2 separate regions of the Mus musculus genome follow, and region 2 is linked to region 1. Evidence: chromatin loops called from intact Hi-C (ENCODE). Cell type or tissue: left cerebral cortex. All regions are shown on one strand.

Region 1 (8,000 bases):
GGTCGCCCCGCAGAGGGCGAGTCCGGTTCCGTGGTGGTGCAGACGGCGCCGGGGCAGGTGGTGAGCCACCGCGGTGGTACCATTGTCTTACCCTGCCGTTACCACTACGAGGCGGCCGCCCACGGTCACGACGGCGTCCGCCTCAAGTGGACGAAAGTGGTAGACCCTTTGGCTTTCGCCGATGTCTTCGTGGCTCTGGGTCCCCAGCATCGAGCCTTCGGTCCCTACCGAGGGCGGGCCGAACTGCAGAATGACGGACCTGGGGATGCCTCCCTGGTCCTCCGAAATGTCACCCTTCAGGACTACGGGCGCTACGAGTGCGAGGTCACCAATGAGCTGGAGGATGACGTCGGCATGGTCAAGCTGGATCTGGAAGGTGACCACAGCATGGGCAGAGAAAAAGGGGTACAGTGGGGGGCAAACTGAATGAGGTTGTTTCGGTAGAGATTTTGTCAGGCAGGGGAATAGCTCATTTAAAAATTACAGCTCTTATTTAATGTATGTGTATACTAATATATGCCTGTGGTTAGGGCCAGAAGAGGCCTCCCTTCCCCTGGAGTTGGAGTTACAGGTGGTTGAGAGCTGCCTGGTGTCAGTGTGGGGAACAGAACTCTTTTTGGCTGGAAGAGAAACAAGGAAGAAAGAGGTCCCCCCCCTTTTTTTTCTTCCCTTCTAGACAAGGTCTCACCATGTAGCCCTGGCTGCCTTGGAACCCACTACATAGATCACGCTAACTTTTGTTGGGATAATCTTTTGGTGCACTGTGTGAAGGCCTGCCTAAGGCACCTTCTGATTAATTTAATAAAATCTCAACAAGCCTTGCATTTGCAGCGATCAGCATGCCTCTCAAGTGAAGGGATCAATGGTGAGGGCCATCCCTGGACTGAAGAAAGTGTTTTTTTAAACCGCTGAGCCATCTCTTCAGCACTAGCTCTATGACTAAGACAAGGTTTAATGGACCCCAGGTTGGCTTTGAACTCTTGAGCTTTCAAGAAAAAAGTTATTGAATTTTGGTGTGTGCACTTCTGTGTGTGTGTTTACGAGTGCACACATGCCACGGTTCTTGAATGGAGATCACAAACAATTTGCCGAATGGATTCTCTCCTGGAATAGAACTCAATTTGTCAGGGTTGGTGGCAAATGCCATTACCTTCAGAGCCATTCAATTGACACTTCTGAACATTTTAACAATGGAAAATTGTAGCTGTCTTCATTAGATGCTTTCTGTTTGCCAGCCACTTAGCTGAACGGCTCTCTGGAGCTTCTCATTTAATTTCCTCAAATCCCCAAGGTCGACAGCTATTAACCTAGAGATGAGCTCTGCCTCAAGAAGGCTATGGCGTTGCCCTGGGCATCTGTAGGTGAGGGGCGTGGCCAAGATTCGACATCCTGTCCATCAAAACTCTAGGGCTTCACCATAGCTGGTGTTTGCATCCTATCCTGGAATAGGGGCCAGCATGAGATTCTGCCTAAACCCTGTCCTTCAGCACAGAAACACTCCAGAGTTGGGTTGACTGAGTTTAGTGAGAAATAAGTTTAGAGTCACAGTCCCAGGCAGTTGGAAGGGAAACACTTTAAATAATACTGGCAAATCAGAGGGCTTGACACCTGCCCAACTGTTTCAGGGCCCAGGGTGTAGGAGTACTGCCCTAGGGACAGGTCTTTCCACTTCAGTAGTGAGTTGTCAGAACACTGGGACAGAGGACATTAAGAGTTGAGTTTTGATGGATGAATTAGGCAGCTGGAGAAGGATAGAAAGAACATGCATGAAGGTCTGTGGCCATGGAAGAGTAGCCATGATTAAAATGTATTAAGGCAGAGGAGCACATTCCACGCTTGAATCCAAGGACACATAATGGGCGTGAGGGGGCTAGAGGTGCGGCCGGGTCCGAGGGCTGAGAGAAAAGTGAACTGGAAGGTTCTGTTTCGTGTAAGGTGTAGTAGAATCCAGTGCGTGTGTGTGTGTGTGTGTGTGTGTGTGTGTGTGTGTGTGTGTGTGTGTAACCCTGACAGACTCCTATTTGTCTTCGTCCACCCAGGGGTGGTCTTCCCCTATCACCCGCGCGGAGGTCGCTACAAGATGACTTTCGTGGAAGCGCAGCGTGCTTGTGCCGAACAGGATGGCATTTTGGCGTCCGCGGAGCAGCTGCACGCGGCCTGGCGCGATGGCCTGGACTGGTGCAACGCGGGATGGTTACGCGATGGCTCGGTGCAGTACCCAGTGAGCCATGCCCGGGAGCCCTGTGGCGGGACTGGGAGCACTGGAGCTGGTGGCGGCACCAACGGGGGCGTGCGCAACTATGGATATCGTCATAACGCTGAGGAACGCTACGATGCCTTCTGCTTCACGTCCAACCTCCCGGGTGAGATAAGTCTTTTCCAAAGAAGCGGGTCTCCAGCACTTATTTCCCGCCTTCTTGAAAGAGACCTGTCCCAAGGACCTAGGCCCCCTAAATACATAGGCTTCTCCCTGAAGGGGACCCTTCTTCCCTCTCTCCTTCCTCTTAATCATTATGTCCTCTCCCAGGAAAGGAGGCCCTCTCCTCCAGTTCAAAAGCTCTCTCCCTGGAGGGACACCTGCCCCACATGCACAGGCTCTGACCCATGGAGCCTGGCCGCTGATTGCATAGTCCCAGTCCCCTAGAATGAGGTCCGCCCCAGGCGCATATGCCCCGCCCCTTAGGGAGAAACCCGCCCCAAGTGCCTAGTCTCCAACCCTTTGAGGAAGACAGCCCTAACCGCCTAACCCTAGGGCCTGGCAGGTGGAGGGAAGTCTGTCTCAGAAACATAGACTCCATCCCTCAGGGTATAGGCTTTTTCTCTCTTGAGGAAAGACTTCCTCCATGGGCTCCGCCCCAAAGAGATAGGCACAAATTAAGCCCAAAGCCCCCATCCCCGCCTCCCTGAGGAAGACCTGTCCGAAAGACATAGAGCCTACACCGTGGTTGAAGGTCCATTTCAAGAGTGTGGACTCTGCCCACAAGAACACAAGAACACAAATCCTATGCCTAAGGACACAGACACTACGCTAAGGCATAAGGACACTAGAGAAAACCTTTCCCAAACATAGGTCGCGCCCCAAATAAGAGCCCTGCCCAATGGACAGAAATCTCCCTGAAGTGCATAGACCCTCCCTCCAAGACCATTGTCCCCCACCAAAGTGAGCAGGCCCCGCTCCTCCGCCTTGCCTCCGCTTTCCAGGCTGCCACAGGGGGGCAGTGAAATGCCACATGGTACCAGCATCGCACTGGCGGTCCCAGGTTGCAGTGAATGGGATGGACTAGGCTCAGGAAGCCCTAGGACGCTAGAGCCTGGCGGGCCTATCCCTGGCCGGGGTCTAACACACTCTCGGGTCCCACAGGCCGCGTGTTTTTCCTGAAACCGCTGCGACCTGTGGCCTTGGCCGGGGCAGTGCGCGCGTGCGCTGCGCGGGGTGCCACAGTGGCCAAGGTCGGGCAGCTGTTCGCTGCGTGGAAGCTGCAGCTGTTGGACCGCTGCACTGCAGGCTGGCTGGCGGATGGCAGCGCGCGCTATCCCATCGTGAATCCGCGAACTCGCTGTGGAGGTCCTCGGCCCGGCGTGCGCAGCCTGGGTTTCCCTGACGCCTCCCGACGTCTCTTCGGTGTCTACTGCTACCGCGCTCCAGGTGCCCCAGATCCGGCTCCAGGCGGCTGGGGCTGGGGCTGGGCCGGCGGAGGAGGTTGGGCTGGAGGGTCGAGGGATCCGGCTGCCTGGACCCCGCTGCGTGTATAGATCTGGAAGGATGCGTGTTTGGGGGTGTTAGTGGCTGATCCAGTGGCCTCATGCACCCCCTGGATACCGATCACGTCTCAGAGTCTCAGAGATTCCTTGGACATATGACACACCCCTGCGGTGCACTGCAGACTGATCTAGCTACCTGTGGTCTTTGGACATTGACCATACCTAAGGTCTCCTGGATAAGCGACCTACCCCTGCGGTGAGCTGCAGGCTGACCCACTTGTTGTGGTTCTTGGTCGCTGACTATGTTGCCCTCTGAGGATCCCCTTTGGATAGTGGATATTTCATCTTTTAGACTTTGCCCAGAAGAGTCATACTCTCCCTAATCCCCGGGACCCCAGTAGACCAGCAGGACTCTACGGTTTCCAAAAGATGAACCTTCTATGGCCTTCTGAAAAACAGGTGGACACCCCCCTCAGTCACCTGGAGGCTGGACCCCCAGGATTAACTGGAGACCTGCCCCCAAACCTTCTGTATTTCCCGGGAGCTGGAAAACTGGTCTTGGATCGTCAGCTGTACACTGACTCCATCACCTGGTGAAGAAACAGAAAACCACAGGTCACAAGATGATCGTGCCCTGTACGAGCAAGTGACCCAGATTCCCACTCTTTCAGAGAGTCTCTTTACGTTTTCAAGGTAGCATACTTTGTCCCTGGGTCAATATGGAGGACAGACCCAACACCTCTGGTGTCACAGGAGAGTCTCCTCAGCTGGCTCCTGGAACAGCGGCCATGCCTATCCCTCAGGTTTTCCTCTGACCAGAGAGTAGACTCGCTTGAATGTCCCGTCCCCGGGCTCCTTGGGGGATGTCACCAAAGAGATTCCCTCAGACAAGAAACCCCTAAAAATCTGACTTGCAGAGACAAGCTGCTCGGCTTCTTAAGGTCACATAGGCCACCAATGCAGCCTTACCAGGCTCACCCGCTACACCCACAGAAATGGCACATTCTGCCTTCCTCTGTAACCATGGTTACCACACTTTTCCTTTCTTACTGGCCTAAAGCCTAACACCTACCACTTCATTTTTGTCTGTCCCTGCCCTGGTGGACTGCTGTGGAGACAATCTTCCCCACTGAGTATCCTCAGGGTAACCCAACATTCAGTTCTCCAGGCCTCTCCATGGAAACAGCTGCCCCTTTCCCAAAGAGCATCTTCTGTTTCTCTCAGTTGCCCAAGCCCCGCTCCTAGACAGTTTGAAACACCCAGACTGTTGCCATGGAGTCCAAACCTCTGGTGTCCAAGGTAACAGAATACCTGTCCCTTCAAGGCTTTCCCCTCCAGGGTCCCATCCTGTCCAACTGTTGCCATAGAGAACGTCGGTGTCTCCATGACAACTGACCTGCAGCACTCAGGAACTTCTTGCTATGGGTCCCTCTGACTGGAGCTGCCTGCTGTGTTCCTCAGGCGCCTGACAAATGTCCCTTCTTCAGATGGGCCTATGCAGGACTCTGCTTCTGGAACAGCTATCTGCACCATCCATTTGCATGCTAACTTTACTCCACCCAGCAGCTGAGCAGGAGCCACCACTGCAACCCCCTCCAGCATTTTAAATGTTCACCCTGCAGACTAGGAAACTGAGGCTGTGGTACCGCACAAAGGCCGACCTTTCCTTCTTGGAAATCAAGGAGGGCAGATTCTCCCTGAAACCATCAATTTCAACCCATTTCTGAGGACCCATGTGTGCTCAAGGGTCAAGACCAGCCCAAATGCAGGAGCCTCCAGGTCTCAGATGCTGCTGGAACCAGCAAGTACCCTTGCCCACACACTTTCCTGCCTGCCCCATCTATCTCGGCTAATTCCACCCCTGAGTCTGGAAGCTAAGGGGCTGTGGGCTCCAGTCACACCTTTTGTTCTAAAGTGTGCAGCCAAACACTTATCCAGACTCTTCTCTGGGCTAGGATTGTTCTGAGGTCCCCAGCAGCAGCCTGCAGCCCAAGTTCAATAAACCTTTGTTTTTTCTGGTGAATGTGAAACAAGGCTGCCAGTCCCTGTCAGTGCAGTGGGCTTCTCGGTTCAAAAGTGGCTCCTCTCCCTTTTTTCACTGCTCCAGGATCCTGTGGGATCCTCTCTGACCTCCTCATGTGCCCTGGGGCATGTGTGCATACACATGAATCATAGTAACATGTCATCTAAAAAACGTTAAGTAGGAGCTGGCTGTAGAAATGAGGTAGCCAATCTGTATTTTTATTTATTTGCTTATTTATTTTGTTTTTTTTGAGACAGGGTCTCACTGTTTAGCCTTGGCTGTCATGGAACTTGCTACATAGACCAGGCTTGGCCTTGAGCTCAGTGATCTGCCTGCCCCAAGTGCTGAGATTAAAGGTGTAAGCCACCACTGCCTGGCCAATTTTTATTTATTTTTAAGTTTTTTTGTCAGTATTTCGTGTGTGTCTGGTGCCCCTGGAGGCCTGCTGAAGGAGCTGGACCCCGTAGCTAGAGTTAGAGATAGTTTTGCTGCTGCATTTGGAAGAGCAGCAAGGCATCTTAGTCAACTAAGCCAGCTCTCTAGTCCCGAATTTTTGTTTGTAAACTTGACTTATTCACTGGTGTTTAGTGTGTGGGAGTGGGAGTGTGTACAAAACAAGTGGTAAGAGGACAGGTTGGCATTCATACAGTCCTGGACCAATCAAGGTTACTCTGGAAAATGGGCCATACCATTATTGGCTGAGTTGGGGTGGCTCCACCCACTTTGCTTTCATTCAATGAAAGTTGGATATTTTACATGCAAAAGGGAAGGTGGACCCCACTTCAGGGATTGAAAATATTTACTTAGAAATCCAATCTCACCAGTATACATGCTATTCCTCTTCCCAATCCTCTTCTCCAAATAAAATTGGGGGGATGGGGAGTGGGTGTACATCTTTGTGGCTCTCAGAATTCAGAGCCAGTCTGGTCTACAGCAGTGGGTCTCCACCCCTTTGGGGGGTCACATCAGATCTTCTGCATATCAGAACTTTACATTACAATTCATAACTAGCAAAATTATAGTTATGAAGTAGCAATGAACTAATTTTATGGCTGGGGGTCACCACACCATGAGGAACTGTATTAAAGGGTCTCAGCGTTAGGAAGGATGAGTGATTTTCCAGGCCAGTTAAGGTTATGTAGTGAGACCCTGTTTCAAAAACTAAGACACCCTTCCTCCCCAAGGACACCCTTGCCTTCTCTCACTTTGGTACATGCCTTTTGTCACTAAGGCTGACTGGGACACACCTCTATCCTCTGTGCACAATTGTCCCCAGCTACAGATGACAGGGTTTTACATAGCTGGCAGCAGCCATTGCTGTCTTGATGGATGGATGCCTGGCAAGATGCTTCAATGGGTAAAGGCACTAGTCTCTGGGCCTGGTGACCTGAGTTTGACCGGTGGGACTCCCACTCGGAAGGAGAGAGCTCACTCCCAGGCTGGCTTTGACTTCCACATCTGCGCTGTGGCTCCTATGAGCATCTCTCTGTTGTTGATGGTGGTGGTGGTTCTTTTTAGACAGGATCTCTCTGTGTAGTCTTAGCGGTCCTGGAACTCGCTTTATAAACTGGGCTAGCTTTGAACTCAGAGATCCACCTGGCTCTGCCTCCAGAGTGCTGGGATTAAAGTCATGTGCCACCACCCAACTTGGTTCACACTTCTTATCCTACCACTCAGTAGGCTGAGGTAGAAAGATTGCTGTGAGCTTGAGGTCAGCCTGAGCTACAGAATAAGGCCAGCAGTCAATAGCTAGCTAATTCTCTGCATCTCTGGCAGGCAGCTTATAGCTGCACTTTTCCAGGGCATGTATCTGTCTTCCTCTCCTGCGTTCGTTTGTTTGTTGCCCAGGCTAGCCCTCCTACCTCCACCTCTGCAGCACTGGGAGGAGGCATGTACGATGCTGCTCTGTTTCTTATCTGGAGGAAAAGGAAGAAAGGAAGGAAGGAAGGAAGGAAGGAAGGAAGGAAGGAAGGAAGGAAGGAAGGAAGGAAGGAAGGGAGGGAGGGAGGGGGAGGGAGGGAGAAAGAGAGAGGGGAGGAGGGAGAGAGAGAGAAAAAGAAAGAAAGAAAGAAAGAAAGAAAGAAAGAAAGAAAGAAAGAAAGAAAGAAAGAAAGAAAGAAAGGAAGGAAGGAAGAAAGAAAGAGAGAGAAAGAAAGAGAAAGAAAGAGAAAAGATACCTTCTATTTCTCCTGCGGTACCCTACTTTCCCTCTGACCGGGCACAGTGTGTGGCTCCTAATAAGGGCTCAGGGCCCATGGCTGTGGCTCACTTAGTG
Region 2 (8,000 bases), 130 kb after region 1:
CACCTATGCCCGAGGACTGAGGAACAGGGTTTGAAGTCTGCCCACAGTCACACACATCACTGACCCAGACAGCAAGTTATGCAATCTAGGCAGTATAGGACTAGGAGACCCTTCACCTACATCTTGTTGTGTCTGTCCCCTGAGAGTGGAGAAGGGCAAGGTGACCCAGTCCAAGGTTCATGTCCGTCCTTGAGCTGGCAGGGCCTCTCCCTGTCCATTGTGGGGAAGCTCAGACATCTGAGTGTCTGAGTTAGGATAACTCTCCTGCCATACCCCCCTACGCCCCACACATACACTTTGCAGAGCTGCCAGAAGTAACGGCTGGTTCCCATGGAAACTAAGAGCCTTCTGGGAAAGGCATACCTGGTCCAGACCTACCAGAGGGGGAAGGGAATATGAGACAGAGGCAGGAGGTTCTGAGGTTACTCTGAACCCCACGGGTCACAAAAGTTCAGGAGCAGCTAGCTGCTTAGGGACCTGCACAATGTTGGGTAGGTGGTGTGAGCATTTGAATTGGTGACAATGGTGTTATGTTTCACATTGGGGAAACTGAGGCTCAGACATGGACTGGGGCTGCTGTGAGGCAGCATTCCTAGGACAATGGGGCTGGAGCTGATGATCCCTATTCCTCTCCATGTCCAACACAACCCAGTGTTTCAGAAACAGAGAGGTTCCCACAAGTCAGGCTACCTGCTCTCAGCCACAGATCTCACTCAGAGCAGATAGACTGTCCTTGACCCCAGCCTCAGTGACCTATATAGACCAGGCTCTGGCCCAAATACCCCAGTGCCTGTAGCTACCTCAGGTGCCAAGTGCCTGCTCTCGATGAGGCTGTGGACACAGCACCAACAGAGCTATGAAGAGACCCCTTTAGCCTGCATTAGCAGGCTGCAATATCAAGGACCAGGGCCAGGGCAGACCCTGATGGATGAATCTGAAATCCCTGCCTCTACCAGCAGTGCCAGGAATTCTAGACCTATTTTACAGGTGAGAAAAATGAGAAGCTTTAAAATTACACTCACTTATTTATTTGTTTGTTTGTTTATTTAGCTAGCATGTATGTGTGCACCACAGCACACATACAGAGTTCAGAGGACAATTTGGAGGAGACACCTCCCTCCTCCCATCATGCGGATCTTGGGGAATCAGCCTTGGCTGAAGCACCTCTACCCAGGGGGCCTGCCCAAGGAGCAGGGTTATCAACTGCTTGGAGTGGTGCCCGGATTGCAGGCTGGCCCTGCTGGGACACCAGCTTGTGGAGGCCTCAAACTCCAGACAGAACACTGCAGTTCCATGTGCCCTTTGTCCCAAAGCTGCAGAGAGCAGCTGTGGTAGAAGGGACACTGGCAGTGGTGGGCCACCAGGTCATCACTGCTTCTGCCCTCCCCACCCCCTGCCCTGCTAGCACACTTGTGCTCTGGGTAGCATGGGAAGGAGGACAGAGAGGCAGGGCCCCATAGCCACCCACGTTCTGGAGTCAGAGTTCTCTGAGCTAAGGTCATAGAGCCAGGTCACCCTTCTTTCCTGTCCACAGTTCACGAAGCTCCACACGGCAGCCTAGGTCTCGCAATGCGGCCTTAGCCACATCTTCACAGTCTGGGTGAGCAGCTCGGGCTTGCAAAATGAGCTCCTCTGCCCCCAGGTCCAGGATGGGCTTGGAGAAGACTTGGCTGCGGGACACCAGGTTTCGGATCAGCATGCAAGCCTGTTTCTGGAAGACAGAGAGGCTATGACTAGGGGGAACAGCCTGGGTTAAGGTCCACTCCGACCTCCGTGTACTCCTCAGAACATGATGAGACAAATATTCAGTAGACAGCTACACTGGACCAGGCCAGACCCATGGTCCCATGTGACCTTCTCAGTTGCATGTCCCACATCTCCTAAGTGAACACTCAGGACAGAAACTTGGACCCAGACAGCCAGCTACCCATGTCCCCTGAGGCAGGCTTTGGAGATGGTGCACAGAGGACATGGATAGAGGATTCCAAAGTTTATTTCTCAATGAGTCACCCATCTGGGTTGGTTCCAGGATCCTTCATCTAGTTTTGTTTTTTGTTGTTTGTTTGTTTTGTGAGACAGGGTCTCTTTGTGTAGCCCTGGCTGTTTCGAAACTCACTAGGTAGATCAGGCTGGCCTTGTACTCAGAGATCTGCCCATCTGTGTTTCTCATGTACTGAAATTAAAGGTATGTACCATTACATCCAGCCCTCCTTTCATGGATTTTAAAATCACTGATGCACAGGCACCATCTTCCACAGCTGGGTCTGCAGAGACCAGGTTTTCATGCTCCATGGACTGTCCTCATGGCTGGGTGGCTCAGAACACCTGACACAATGGGGAAGCTGTGTGCATGATGATGTTTAGTAGTGACAGGTGGGGAAGGTGGCACACACTGAGGAGCCAGCACCTACTGGGCTGAAGACGTGGGACCCTGACCTCCACACATGCAGGAGCTATAGATCTAGAGCTTGTTTCAAAGGAAAGCTGGAGTTGGGCTGAGTCAGAGGTCTGTTGGTACAGTGTTTACGGAGCATGTACTAGGCCCTGGGGTCAGTCTCAATCCCGTGTGGTGGCACAGGCCTGTCACTCCAGCACTCACTGGGGAAGGCAAGAAGACTAGGCGGTGAAGGTTGTTCTTTTGGCAAAAAAGCTAGAGGCCAGTTTGCTGAGCTACTCTGTCTCAAAAAAAGAAAAAGGAAGAGGAAGAAGAGAAAGGGGATAAACATACAAAGAAGAAAACTTTAGGCACATGTGCTTGTGTGTGTGCATGTGTGTGTGTGTACTAAAGTCCTTGTGTATGAAAGTCCCCAGGCTGTCCTGTAGTGTAGGCTGGTCAGTCTTAAATTCATGTCTCTTGCGGGATTATAGCCACCACACCTGACTCAACATGCTTAGCTGATGAGAAGGAAAGGGCCCTGTGGGCACAGCCGCTTACTCACCTGGACACCAGCCTCCTGTGGATGCGCCTTCATGGCCTGCAGAGCAGCCAGCGCCCCGCCGCCCTCAATAATGACCCGGCTGTTGTCTGGCTTGCGAAGAGCTAGGACGCAGAGTGCGGCGCAGCTTTGCTCACACACCTGTGAGTGTGGACAGCCACTGAGACTCTGGGCAGACAGATCCCCTCCCCGTGAGTGTCAGCATGAGTCACTGCCCCAGCCTGGATATTCTGCACTTCCCTTCAGTGGGTCCTGCAGGCTTATGTGTCACAGCAGTGGTGGGTTGGGTACCCAGGGGGGGTGTAGCCTACCGTGGGGAACAGAAACTCCAGTCCTTCACCTAGCCTTGCTGTCAGTGAGGAGGCAGCCCCTGTAAATCTGGCCATTGTCCCGCCCATGTGTCTGAGGTGGGTACCTGGGGGCTGGCCAGGTGCCGAGTCATAGCAGCCACAATGGACTCCGTACCACCTGCCCGGACAATGGCATCCTTTACGTCGTCGTTGCCTGCGATAGCCCTCAGGGCACTGAGAACTTGCTTCACGAGGTCCTGTGTGGATGGAAGGTGAGATCACCCTGGCTTATGTGTTATCTGCAAGCCTCCTACTTGCTTGATGGTGGGAGAGGGCGCTAAACAAAGCATTCTGGCTGTTTCTCAGTTTGAACACATGTGACCACCCCAGGGTCACAGGCCTGCCTGGGACAACAGGATCATGACCCACCATACAGAGGAAGGGCAGGTTGGAGGAGGGCAGGCCAGGTCTAGTGATTTGCTGATCCACCTCACATGAGGTGGGCATCAGACACGGCTCAAGGAGAGCACTGAGCGGCCTGAGCTGAGGAAGTTATTCCCATGTCCTCACTCCTGCTCCCTGCTGGAGAGAGTGTACAGGTGGGGCCTGAGCAGCAGCTCAGGGAGTACTGTGTCTGCCTTGCACGCACAAGGCCCCAAGTTCTAGCACCCTGAACAACCACAGGAAACCTGGGCAAGGTAGCACACGTGGGTTAAATTAAAGCCAACTAAGATTACATGAGCCCTTTCAACCCTGTCTCCCTGTCTGTCCATCTCTCTTTCTCTCTCTCTCTTACATACATGCACATGCACACACACAGTGTGGTAGCTCATGCCCGCCATTCCAGGACTTGGAAGGCTGAAGCAGGAGAATTATAGTATCAAGCCCAGCCTGGGCTACAAAGACTGAAAAGTAAAAAGGGCTGTGGTGTGATTTGGTGGCAGTGGGCTTGCATGCAGGAGGTTCTAAGTCTCACCAATATAGGGAAACAAGAAAAAAGGAAAGAAAAACCAGCCAAAAGAACCACGACCCTAAGAGTGTGGGCAGGCCTTCTTCATTCAGACTTTCACCCTTGCCTCGATGGGGTCAGTCTGGCCAGCTGGCCTCAGGGGCCAGGAGCCCTGGGGAAAGAGGAAGACTCTGGGCTCCACCTGGTGGTCATTGCAGTCAGCCAGCAGGGTCACAAGGATGCCAAGGCCTCCGAGGTCTATAACCTCCTGGCAGAATTCATTCCGAACAGCCAGGCGGGATAGGGTGCTGCAGAGTTCGCTCAGGACCCCTGGGTTGTCAGAGAATGCTGTGCAGAGGAAAGAAGTGAGAATTAGAGCTGGGAGGGACCAGGGACAAGCAGCTTTGTAGATAGGAGCCTGTCAGTCTCCGCAGAACTTCCCACTTCACAGGCTGGCTGCAGTCATCCAATAAGCCCATGGGAGAATTAGCCCCTGGCTGGGCCTACCATGCCCCATGCCAGCAGCTACAGAAATTGACAGCACAGTGGCAAATAACTGCCAGACATGTTCCTGGAATCCCCTAAGCAAAGAAGTTAAAGGTTGGGCATTGTGTACACCTTAATCCCCTGCACTCGGGAGGCAGGGACAGGGGAATCTTTGTGAGTTCCAGGACAGCCTGGCCCACATAGCAAGCTCCAGACCCTCATCGTGAGACACAAAGAAAGGTAGGAAGGAAACCAAACAACCCGGGCAAGGCTTCTGACATAACTTTGAGGCTCCTGTCTGAAGTTTTCCACACACCACAGGAAGCTGGTGAGGAACACATGCAGACCAACCGGCGAAGTCCCGGCGGTGATGATCAGCAGTTACCATTTATAGGATCACCATGGCACTTGCTACCTGTGCCCACTTGGCATCCTCTTTTCCCTGCACAGGTTGATCTGAACAGGCTTTAAGTAATGAGAAGATGTGGTGGCTGCAGGTGGTCCATCCAATCAGGTAAAGGCTTTGTTTGGTAAGTGGGACATTGAGGTTTCTCGGTGGAGAAAGTGTCTGGGGACTGCTGGGAATCTCTGGTCTGCCCTAGGGCCTTCATACTACCAGAATGTGAGCCATTCTCTTTAAATAACTACTTAGGGGCTGAGGAGCAGCTTAGAGCCAGGGCCTGGGCTCAGCACAGAGTAGTTTGTGCTTAACATGAAGCACACTCTGTGCTGGGTCCCACTGCAGCACTAGGAAGCAAAGGACAAGGCAGACAAGGCTCCGACGTTTGCACTCCCGCTCTATTTCTAATTAGCCTAATTCAAGCTGCCACAAACAAGCCCATTCTTCAAGAAGCTGACTGGCTTTACAGATGGTCAGGCCTCATTTCTCAGCCACTCTGTGGTACAGAACAGGGCCTGAGAAAGGCTTTCCTATCTCTCAGATGAGTGGAGATCCCATGCATAGGCCTGCTACAGAGCTGGAGCCACAGGGCAGGCTGGGAACTTATCCTCCCAGCTGAGAACCATGCCATCCTCTAACCACCCACCATCCTCTTCCCAGGGCTGCTCCTACCTCTGGCAGCCTCAATGAGCACCTTCAGGCCTTTGTTCTCCTGAACAATCATCTTGGCGTGCTCATGGGCATGGCCAAAGGGCACTCGGATATCATCATCAAAGGTCATGACCCGCAAGGCCCAGCAGGCCTCCCTGACCACATCGGCGTGCTGGCCATGCTGTGTAATAGCCGCTGTGAGCAGGGGCAACACGCCAGCTTTCACCAAGTCCTGCCGATTCTGTTCGTGCTTTAGGCAGACATGGCGCACGCAGCGAATCCCACAGCACGTGAGTTCAGTGTTGGCGGCATTCTGTGCTAGCGTGGCCACGAGAAGATGCAAGCCCTGGGCATCCAGGAGGTCAGGCTGGCCATCAGTCAGCACTGCCAGAGCATTGAGAGCCTGGAGCAGAAGACCCTGGTTGCTAGTGGCAGCCAGCTGCCAGGCAGCCAGGAGGATTGGGTAGGCTCCCTTCTGGGCTGCCAGGTAGCGGCTGGCCTTCTGCTGCTTGCACTGGTCACAGAAGCGGACAAGGTGGGCTGACACCTCCTGGAGCCGAGAGCCAGTCAGGGACTCCTGCAGATCGTTAAGGGCCTGTGGAGAATGTCACAGTATTAGTTGCTGTTGATAGGTTCAGCACCACAGGCAGTCTCAACCCAGAATCTGGGCCCAGGATGGAAGATAGGGCCAGATCCATCTGGACATTTCTACACCTATACTGATATTTTAAGATACCTATACTATTATTTTAAGAAAGAATCTTTTTTTAAGTGTGTGTGTGTGTGTGTGTGTGTGTATAATACTCTCAGAAAAGGAGGTAGAATCCACTGGAGCTGGAGTCACAAGCTGTTGTGAGGTACCATGTGGATACTAGGAATTGAACCTGAGCCCTCAGTAAGAGCAGCATTCATAACTGCTGAGCCATCTCTTCAATACCAACATAGGGGCTTGATTTATAGCCCAGGCTGGCCTTGAAATTATGTTGTCTAAGCTGGCCTTGAACTCATAGGAAAACTCCTGCAAGAGTGTCTGGAGTGCAGGGACCCCAGCTATGAGCCATTATATATGTATAATCACCCTATTTTAAAAAAAAAACAAAAACTTTTATGAGTGTTATTTTATGTGTATGGGTGTTTTGCCTGCATGTCTATCCAAGAACTGAACCACTTAAAGTGCTTGACACCAGGGCTGGAGAGATGGCTCAGCAGTTAAGGCACTAACTGTTCTTCTAGAGGTCCTGAGTTCAATTCCCAGCAACCACATGGTGGATCACAACCATCTGTAATGGGATCTGACGCCCTCTTCTGGTGTGTCTGAAGACAGCTATAGTGTACTTATATATATAAAATAAATAAAATCTTTTTTAAAAAATCTTAAAAAAAAAAAAAAGGTGCTTGACATCAGAGGAGGCCAAAAGAGGGTGTCACATCCCCTGGGACTGGAGTGTCACATCCCTTGGGACTGGGGTTACAGATGGTTAATAAGCAGCTGTGTGGATGCTGGGAACTGAACCCAGATCCTCTGTAAAAGCAGTCAGTGTTCTTAACTGCTGAGCCAGCTCTCCAGTGCCTGTATTTTTCTCTTTTTTTTTTTTTTTTTTTTTTGAGACAGGGTTTCTCTGTATAGCCCTAGCTATCCTGGAACTCACTCTGTAGACCAGGCTGGCCTTGAACTCAGAAATTCGTCTGCCTCTGCCTCCCAAGTGCTGGGATTAAAGGCCTGTATTTTTCTAAAAACAAAAAGGAATTATTTATTTATTTATTTATTTTATGTATATGAGTGTTCTGTCTGCATGTACATCTGCACACCAGGAAAAGGCACCAAATCCCATTACAGATGGTTGTGAGCCACCATGTGGTTGCTAGGAATTGAACTCAGGACCTCTAGAAGAACAGTCAGTGCTCTTAACCACTGAGCCATCTCTCCAGCCCTGTCCCTGCATTTTTAAGTACTGTGGATTGAACCTGGAGGTCCATGCAAAATAGGAACCTCTGAGTCACATATATCCTCTGCCCTTAGTTTTTTTTTTTACTTTTCTTTTTTTTTTTTTTAGAAAGGTGGAAATCATTTTTTTAAGATTTATTTATTTTTTTATTATATATAACTACACTGTAGCTGTCTTCAGACACTCCAGAAGAGGGAGTCAGATCTCATTTTGGATGGTTGTGAGCCACCATGTGGTTGCTGGGATTTGAACTTCGGACCTTCGGAAGAGCAGTCGGGTGCTCTTACCCACTGAGCCATCTCACCAGCCCTTTACTTTTCATTAAAACGTTTTTTTAAGTCT

The links. Peaks named below come from ENCODE experiments on the same cell type or tissue, not always from the same donor. Only the 100,000 strongest peaks of a DNase experiment are listed, where the experiment ranks them.
Region 2: a loop joins it to region 1, with 2.1 times the contacts of the local background. A loop is called at or near these places in 7 of 42 quality-filtered maps.

What each region holds. Positions count from the first base shown.
Region 1 is chr8:70,084,769-70,092,768 of GRCm38, forward strand. Hapln4 (hyaluronan and proteoglycan link protein 4) reads left to right here. Exons shown (of 5, transcript NM_177900.4): 3 at 14-376; 4 at 2,040-2,363; 5 at 3,362-6,094. The coding sequence ends at 3,753. Among named protein-coding and RNA genes, the nearest start is that of Hapln4, 5.2 kb to the left of the region's middle. In left cerebral cortex, CTCF peaks have their summits at 141 and 3,203 (motif pointing right); DNase peaks (open chromatin) are centred at 64, 2,764, 3,235, 4,729 and 2 more places; H3K4me3 peaks cover 991 bases; H3K27ac peaks cover 2,261 bases.
Region 2 is chr8:70,219,167-70,227,166 of GRCm38, forward strand. Armc6 (armadillo repeat containing 6) reads right to left here. Exons shown (of 8, transcript NM_133972.2): 4 at 5,734-6,307; 5 at 4,378-4,523; 6 at 3,352-3,483; 7 at 2,940-3,077; 8 at 1,026-1,711. The coding sequence ends at 1,499. Among named protein-coding and RNA genes, the nearest start is that of Slc25a42, 11 kb to the left of the region's middle. In left cerebral cortex, a CTCF peak has its summit at 4,383 (motif pointing left); DNase peaks (open chromatin) are centred at 304 and 4,386.